3 separate regions of the Homo sapiens genome follow, and regions 1 and 3 are each linked to region 2. A link is a contact called in ENCODE Hi-C or POLR2A ChIA-PET data. All regions are on one chromosome and are shown on one strand. The core of a region is the stretch at or near the end of the contact, and the rest is flanking DNA. Distances in the headings are between cores, read along the strand shown.

The links. A loop is a pair of places that touch in the nucleus more often than their neighbours do. ChIA-PET counts read pairs that join two places held with the same protein, here RNA polymerase II (POLR2A). Pooled maps may share reads with other maps.
Region 1: a map of naive thymus-derived CD4-positive, alpha-beta T cell shows a loop between it and region 2 (2.2-fold over the local background). The contact joins two enhancer-like sites. A Hi-C loop is called at or near these places in 1 of 168 maps with a recorded cell type or tissue (naive thymus-derived CD4-positive, alpha-beta T cell) and 2 of 50 pooled maps. POLR2A ChIA-PET finds 5 or more read pairs at or near these places in 1 of 52 experiments (GM12878).
Region 3: a map of natural killer cell shows a loop between it and region 2 (8-fold over the local background). The contact joins two enhancer-like sites. A Hi-C loop is called at or near these places in 4 of 168 maps with a recorded cell type or tissue (CD4-positive, alpha-beta memory T cell, gastrocnemius medialis, naive thymus-derived CD4-positive, alpha-beta T cell and 1 more), 11 of 37 single-sample maps with no recorded cell type and 15 of 50 pooled maps. POLR2A ChIA-PET finds 5 or more read pairs at or near these places in 11 of 52 experiments (CD4-positive, alpha-beta T cell, CD4-positive, alpha-beta memory T cell, CD8-positive, alpha-beta T cell and 7 more).

The regions. Positions count from the first base shown.
Region 1 is chr3:16,481,456-16,484,155 of GRCh38, forward strand. All of the region lies in intron 2 of RFTN1 (raftlin, lipid raft linker 1), which reads right to left. LOC124906219 (a long non-coding RNA gene) reads left to right here. Exons shown (of 3, transcript XR_007095839.1): 3 at 1-2,700. Among named protein-coding and RNA genes, the nearest start is that of RFTN1, 31 kb to the right of the region's middle. RefSeq lists an enhancer at 1,225-2,077. Within about 2 kb of position 1,421, at least 17 of the 41 ENCODE cell types and tissues checked have a DNase peak (open chromatin) inside an H3K27ac peak, as active enhancers do.
Region 2 is chr3:16,840,681-16,843,389 of GRCh38, forward strand. No RefSeq gene overlaps it. Among named protein-coding and RNA genes, the nearest start is that of PLCL2, 43 kb to the right of the region's middle. RefSeq lists an enhancer at 1,636-1,885. Within about 2 kb of position 1,336, at least 22 of the 41 ENCODE cell types and tissues checked have a DNase peak (open chromatin) inside an H3K27ac peak, as active enhancers do; they include CD8-positive, alpha-beta T cell, GM12878 and natural killer cell, where a contact is called at or near this core.
Region 3 is chr3:17,150,495-17,153,194 of GRCh38, forward strand. No RefSeq gene overlaps it. Among named protein-coding and RNA genes, the nearest start is that of PLCL2-AS1, 97 kb to the left of the region's middle. RefSeq lists enhancers at 931-1,010, 1,011-1,512, 1,051-1,110, 1,311-1,480. Within about 2 kb of position 1,262, at least 4 of the 41 ENCODE cell types and tissues checked have a DNase peak (open chromatin) inside an H3K27ac peak, as active enhancers do; they include CD8-positive, alpha-beta T cell, GM12878 and natural killer cell, where a contact is called at or near this core.

The DNA.
Region 1 (2,700 bases), core at 171-2,670, 360 kb before region 2:
CAGAACCTCAACTCATAACTCATGCCATTGACTTCCTTGCATGAATCTCAAAAACAAAAACCAACTCTTAGCAATTATAGAAACCGGAAACAAAAATGAAACACAAGTAGGAAGTTAAATAACTTCACTGCATCCAACAATTGCTTTTGCCTAAACTGAAATTAAATAAATAGACACACACACACTCTCCATAAAAACTCTGCTACACAATTTATTAATGAACAGTGAAAAGAAACAGAAGCCAAAAGTGGGTCAGGAGAAACTGTTTAATCTAATAGTCTGGAAATTATATTGGAAGAAACAGATGGTTTCACAGAAGTCAATGTTACCTAGAGGAGCAAGGAGCGATTTTCTAGGAAAGAAAAATGTTTCCCTACCCTACCGCATATACTATTTTCAGCAAAGGAGGAGTCTATATTCAGCACAGGAAAAGTCCCGATATTGGCACACTTACAAAACTGGGACTAAGTGGCAGCCATCCACACATACTCAAGCTCAGACTTGGCCTTCTGAATCTGAGCTGGAGGTCAAACCTAGCCCTATTTTAAAGCTGGGAACAACAGAAGCCAGCACTACGCTCCAGTGGGTTATTGACCAACACTCATGTTCTTGATACCTAAGGAAAGTGGTCACCAACAGGTCATGGGCAGCATGACCCTTAATGTGGCTCCGGACCCTCAGAGACTCTGTGGGTCCCAGGCAGCAGCAAGACACACAGGGCACATGGAGTCGGAAGACCTCAGTGCAAGCTGCGGCTCTGTAAGACAAGACCACCCTATTTGTCAGGCTCCCTATTTGTCAAGCAGAACAAAAAACATCTCTAGACTTGTAAGGATGAATTGAGCTAAAGTATATCAAGCTGCATTGCAAACAACACAGCATAAGACAATGCTCAACCACTCAGTCTATTCTCATCCCCACCATCTATGATTCACCAAAACATGCAGCCAAATTCTCCCTAGAGTAGGGCTCAATCAAAAAGAGAACATCAAAGCTGGGGTCCTTGAATGACCGATCACAGCCAACCAAATCTCAAAGCCATACCCGAGGGACCTTTGGTATTGTCCACAATCCTTAAGAGTAAAGAATTGAAGAAGGCAAGTCTGAGTTCTGATTCTAGCTCATCACACATTCGTTGCAGAACCACGGGCACATTAGGTAACCTCACTGAGCCTTGTTTCCTCATTTGTAAAATCAAGATCTCTATAAGGATTAATTGACACTGAGCACCATGCATGCCACATTAGCTGTTATTACTGTTGCTACTGTTAACAATGATTATATCAATACCAGCAGCATCCAAGTCCACTGCTCCATCACAATACATCAGCTGCAGGGATCCCCAGAGAGGCCAGGGAGGGCGCAGGGGCAGAACAGCCTTTCTGCCATGAAGATGAAGGACTGTACGAGGAGGAGCCTCCCACCGGGGTGAGCTTAAATTTGCGGAAATATAGAAAGTCCCGCCCCACCCAACTCTGACCCTGGGGCCTCTTGCAGCAGTATCAAGGGCTGCTTAGAGCCTCCCTTCTAGCCATCCACCTTCCCTCCTCCAGGGCTTCTGACATTTTGCTCCAAGGTTTGTTTGTTTTTACTTAGAAAAAATGCCATCAACGTCAGTGACTGTATGCTCAGTTCTGCTGAAGAGCTGCAAATGTTATAGATGGATTTGTTATGTTCTAAAACTGCAGGTATCATATTTACAGAGAGGTAATAAATACCTCATTAAGGAAAGGCAAAACAAACACTTCAGAGTACTTGAGGCTCTATCTAAAGGAACCCCATGGTGAAACCCACTTTAAACCAAGAATCCTCCTGTAATGCAAATAAGTACTCATCCCCTCCAATTCTCTTCCTTCCTTTCCCTAGTTTACGATGTTGGGCTCCCCTGTAAAGCACCCCCCTCCCTCCCAGAACCTGCAGGCACCAGCAGCCAGGTATCCATCTTAGCCAGCTCCCTGAGACATCACAGACTTAAGCTGAGTCTGTTGACACCTGTTCTGTAGTGTCAACTGTAGGTGGGGTGGGGACACAGAACCAAACCACAACACCAAGACTGACTTAATGGGTCTGGTGTGCAGCTGGGCATGGGAACTTTTTAAACAAACTTTGAGAATCATTGTGTCACCTTGTATCCTTATTTTTATTCCTCTGGCCTGTCCTCCCAAATATATTCCAAGTCACCTAAAGAAAGTAAGTTATGATTTGGTCATAATACATAGGTAGGTAAGTAAACATTTGTTGAATTTATTTTATACTCAAAAGATCACACTAGTATAATTTTTTTCTGCCATCTCCACTCAAATTAAAAAAAAAAAAATTGTACTCCACATGATCTTTTAAGGTTCTCCAAGTGTGGTCCCCAGACCAGCAGCATCAGCATTGCCTGGGAACTTATTACAAAAGCAGATTCTCAGGCCTTGCCCTAGACTTACTAAATCAGAAACTTTGAGGATGGGGCCCAGGACTCTGCATTTTGACAAGCCCTCCAGGCTATTCTGATTCACTCTCAAGGTTGGGAACCACTCCTTTAAGCTAATGATTAGTTTTAAAGGCTTTTCTGGAGATTGACATTATTTTAGATGAGGCCATGGAACTGGCCTATCATCTCCCTTCACGAAATCAGAAAGGCTAATAGTGCCAGGATTTATAACTAGCCATTAGGCACCCAAACACTTAGCTCCCCACAACTTTCATTTCTTA
Region 2 (2,709 bases), core at 86-2,585:
ATATATAACAAAAAGCCTTTAAAATGTTTATATCTTTCAACCGAGTCATCTATTTTAAAGAAATAATAATTTTGTAAAGGAAACAAAAAGTTATACTCAAAGATATCCTTGCAGTGCTACAATTTTTAATGGGGAGAATTGGAAACAAGCTCAGAACAATAAAAGGGTGGGTGGTTAAATATGCTACTTAGAATGAAATATGCTGGCATTAAAATGAGATTTTAGTAATAATCTATGGTCATAGCTACCATTTATGAAGAGTTTACTATATGCCAGGCCCCAAGCTAAGCACTTTGAAAATATATTATTTTATTTAAATCTTATTACAACAGATTAGTAACCTCCCAACTTCCAACAATTTTATCACCTCATTTAAACTCATTTGACAAATTAGAAAATGGGGGAAAAAAGTGTTAACATGAGCAAATTCTCTTGATATTCCTTTAAGCAAAAAAAAAAAAAAAAAGGAAGTATACAAAGTTGTATGCACAGTAGTCCCCTCTTATCTGCTTATCTGCATGGGATGCCTTCCAAGACCCCCCACCAGATGCCTGAAACCTCAAATAGTACTGAATCCTATATATTCTCTGTTTTTTCAAACTGATAACCAAAACAACTACTATGTGGTATACATCGTGGGTATTCTGGACAAAAGGATATTTCACATTTCAGGAGGACCTAGTGGGACAGCGTGGGAGTTCATCAAGCACCTTAGAATATTGCACGATTTTAAACTTATGAATTGTTTATTTCTGGAATTTTTCATTTACTATTTTCAGACTGCAGTTGACTGCAAATAACTAAAACGTTGGAAAGTGAAAGTGCAGGTGAGAAGGGACTGCCGTAGTTTCAGCTCAACTATAGAAGTACAATAAACCCACTCATAATCTTGTAAGTAGGAATAAAACTCCAAACTGCATAAAGTGCAGGTTTGTATTATTACCAAGTTCCTGAAGTATCAGTGGGGGCTGGAAGGTGGAGGACAGCTCCATCGCTAGTCATTCACATGCATTATTCTGGATACATGAAGTTTAGTGAGAAATTTACCGAGATGTTGAGTGATTTTTCTCTGTATTGTAGCATTATGGGTAATTTATGCTTTTCTGGCTTTTCCACATTTTCTACAATTAGCATGTAGACGTATTGCATTAAAAATGCTTTGAAAAGTTTAGAAAACTTAAAGCAATTTGTTTTACTAATTTTTTAAAATAAGAGGGCAATGACATCTCTATTCTTTACAGTCCTTTTAGATCTGACAGCTCAGTAATTTAGACAGGAGAGAGAAAAGACAAAGCCCAGTGGTCAGAGGGAAATGGGAGGTGTGTCCCCTCCCAGCTACAGTGAGGGGGCCACGTGACGCCTGTGGCAGCATCTGTGGTCACATATGTTACAAGTGAAAAAAATATCACAATGAGGTTGGTAAAGCCTTGGGCATTACCCAACCTCATGTAGCTACCAAAATGTTTATTAAAAAACTATTTACAAAAGAAAGAAAGACACTATTAAGGGGTAAAACCAGTTTTCTGTATTATCTAAGAATAGAGATGCTCCCCCAAGTTAGCATGAGAGGCTAATTAGGGAACAGCGCTCTTTGACAAGAAACAAGAAGCAGGCTGGTCTCCTTCTGCTGTTTGCAGGATCTTTGAAAACTGAACTGAAGTTAACTTTGAGGCCGGCCCAGCATTTGTTAAATCTGAGCTTCTGAAGCTGCCGCAGCTGCAAGGTGTGCTCCCAGCTCCTGCAGCAACCCAAGTAACCGGGGGAAGTGCCGGAGGTGGTGAGCAGAAGTAGGGAGAGGGGCGATCCCCCTGCAGGATGGGATGCCAGGCCCAGGGTTGGGCCTTACAGGAAGTGCCCAGCTTTTGTTGAGGTGGCTGTGCCAAGCAGCAGAGGGCCCGCCCTTGTTTGTTGGGGTTTTCCTACTGGGTTCCGTGATGAGGTGGCTTAAAAGCAGAAGACTCAGAGAACCCTAAACGCTGGCTCAGGCCTGAAGGCTGAAGTTAGGTGCATTTAGAGAAATCGTTCATGTATGCAGGGGGCAGCTGGAGCAGCTGAGAGAGAGAAATGTCAAGTATTAGGTTCCAGATGGGCTCCTAGCAACATAATGCTAATTTTCCAGAGTGCTTTCACCTTTCTTCAGAGCCACTCATTCGTTCCTTCAACTGATGTTTACTCAGTATTGTTATAGGCACTGGAGAAGCCAAGATAAATAAGACACCTTTGCTGCCCATCCAGGTAGGAGACAGAGAACCAACAAACACATTTCAGTGTGGTGAGTGCTGTGGTGGGCCCAAGACCAGGGCACTGTGGGCACTCCCTGGAGAAGAACCTCACCGAAGCCAGGGGTTCAAGGAAGTGATAATATCTGAGCTATGTCTTACTTTGGTGCGTCTCCGATTGTAACGGATGCAAAAAGCACTTGGGGATCGTGTTAAAATGCAGGTTCTGATTCAGCAGGGTTGGGTGGAGCCTGAGATTTTGCGTTTTTAACAAGCTCCCAAGTAATGCCAATGCTGCTGGTCCAAGGTCCACATTTCAAGTAGCAAAGTCCTAAATGATGTCTAAGAAGGAGTCAGCCAGGTGGAGAAGTGGGAAAGGATATTCCTAAGAGAAGGCACATTCCACGCACTCCACTTAGGGAGCAGGAAGGGTTGCCCCTTGAGGGAAGTTGGGGTTTTGCTGGGTAGGCTTGAAATTGCCCTGGGTTGG
Region 3 (2,700 bases), core at 12-2,511, 310 kb after region 2:
ACATCCAGCACTTATGAAAGTAAAATAGAATCAAATAAAATAGGGGAGGAGGTATCAGAATGAGAAAGGTATTGCATGCGGTATGAGGATGTTTGTTTCACGAGCCTTCTGTTTCAGGGTGTGTATGGTGTGTGTATTCAGGGGTTAGGGTATGGGGGTAGAGGCAGCTGACTGGCTAGCAAAGCTGTACTCCTCTCCATAGTATCAGTGTGTCCCTAGGAAGGGGCTGCCCTTGTGTCTAGGTGGGCCGCTGGGTGACTTGCTTTCCCAGTGGAATGTGATTAAAAGTGACACTTTACTTCTTAGTCAAAGTGTCTCTGACATTGGTGGGAAAGTCCTAAAGGATGGAGCCTCAATGTGGCTGGGTCCCTGAATCACTGCATGGAGGAGAGTCACACACAAACCAGGAAGCCTCACTTTGATACTTATGTCTGTGAGAAATGGACTTCTCTTGTTTTAAGCAACTGACATTTTGGAACCTGTGTGTTATATAGCAGCAGACACAATCCTATTTAATATATCATGGAATATATTTTTAAGCCAGTCAAATTTCATCATAAAATGTATTTATTACTGTGGGGTCTGGTCAAAAAAGTTTGAAAAAAGTGCCTGCTCGGCTGGGCGTGGTGGCTCATGCCTATAATCCCAGCGCTTTGGGAGGCCAAGGTGGGTGGATCATGAGGTCAGGAGTTCAAGACCAGCCTGGCCAAGATGGTGAAACCCCATCTCTACTGAAAATACAGAAAAATTAGCCGGGTGTGGTGGTGGGCACCTGTAATCTCAGCTACTCGGGAAGCTGAGGTGGGAGAATTGCTTGAAACCCAGGAGGTGGAGGTTGCAGTGAGTTGAGATCGTGCCACTGCACTCCAGCCTGGGCAACAGAGCGAGAATCGTCTCAAAAAAAAAAAAAAAAAAAAAAAAGCCAGCTCTACCCCAGCCTCCTTATTTTTCAGATGGAGTGTCAGAGAGAGTGGGGCCTACCCACTGTCTCCTGGACGAGCTGGGACCAAACCCAGCCTACGCAGGAGGGGTCATAACATGAGGCCTGTATCTGCTTTGTTCCCATGGAATCCGGTAAAGTGGATCCCCAGTTCGACTCCAGCAGGCCCATCTCTCACCTGTCTGCCACGTCCACACTGCCACCAGGGACAGAGCTAACATCTGGCTCTGCTTCATGAGGCCTCCAGCCCCAGAGCAGCTCAGGGACAGGAAGGATGAACTCTGCCTGGCCTTGCTGAGCTAGTTCTCGGGGCTCCCACTGCAAGCTCTGTGGTTAACGCCTCTGCTGACAGCGGACAGGACAGACTTTCTCTGAAAGTCTGAGTTTCTCTGAATCTCTGAGGTGCAGGATTCTCAGAAACCCAGCGGCAGCCTTGCCACGCACCACCGCTGCGACACTGGGTGAGTCACACACATGCCCAGGAACATGCCTCCATATCTTGTGACAGGGTGAGTTTGGTCCCTGGTGCTGGTGCTGCACGGTAGATGGAAGCACAGCGGCTGCTGCGATCATGCAGAGCTTGTCACCTCCAGGAGTTAGAAGCCACCCAAATCCTGCCATTCAGGTGCTGGGGGAGGGAAAGTCCTGAGGGGCAGAGCTTCTGGGCTGTCTGCACACATGTGGCCACATCAGCCCAAGGCTTTGCCTTCCCCATCACCGGCCCCCATGGGGAGACTGGGAGGAGTTAATGCAGGTGACAGCCAGACCCAGGGCCTGGAGTTTGACAGGCTTAATACCCTTGCAACACCCCTGCGAGGTGGCCAAGCTAGGCATTTGCCCCAGCCCCACCCCCCAATATTAACGACGGGGAAATGGAGGCTCCTGGAGCTTGCTTGTCTTGCTCATAGTCCCCTCTTGATTGGCTGACAGCGGGATAGATGGACCCCTGGCACCTTGAGGGAGGAGTCAGGCAGGCAGGGCTCACGGCACTGGTGTCTGATGGACACTAACATCTCTGAATGAACTGGGGTTGGTTGACACTGGCTTCTATCTTTCCCCAACCTGTAAGCAGCCTGGGATTTGATCAGAGTTGATTATGACTCTTTCCCCAGGGGTGATGTTTGTGGGAGGGGCAACGTTTATGGGAATGAAAGCAAAGAATGACAAAGAGGTTTAGGAAAAACCTGGGACTGGCTGGTCCTCAAGATCTGGGGAGGAGGTGGTTTCTGCGCTCTCCCCCACCCCACCGTTCTGGGCTCCCAGAGTCATCTACTCATCTCCTCCTCCTCTACATATTCATATTCACCCCTCACACTCCAGTGGCCCAAGCTCAGTCCCTTCAAGGGAGGCTGGTCTAGTTGTGTCCCTCCCCAGGGGGAAAGGGAACTGGGGCTTCCTGAAGGGTCTCTGCCACATCCTTCCCATCTGAAATTATCTCATTCATTCACTGGGCATTGCCTTTCTCTCCCACTGGACTGCAAGCTCCCTGAGGACAGGCATCTTATCCATCTTGTTCACTGCATGTCTCCAGCCCCCAGCACAGTGTTTGGCACATGGTAGGCTCATAAATATGGGTAAATAAATAGCTAAGGCTCAGAGTCCCTCTTTTCAAGATAAGAAATGCAGAATCTGGACTTGGACATGAATATATTCAGCAGAATGCAGGGAGGTGTAGGACAAAGGCCTGGAGAACGTGTACAGTCCTAAGATGGGAGAGTTTACAAGAGATGGATCCTGCTAGTCAGAGTTATCAGGAAATA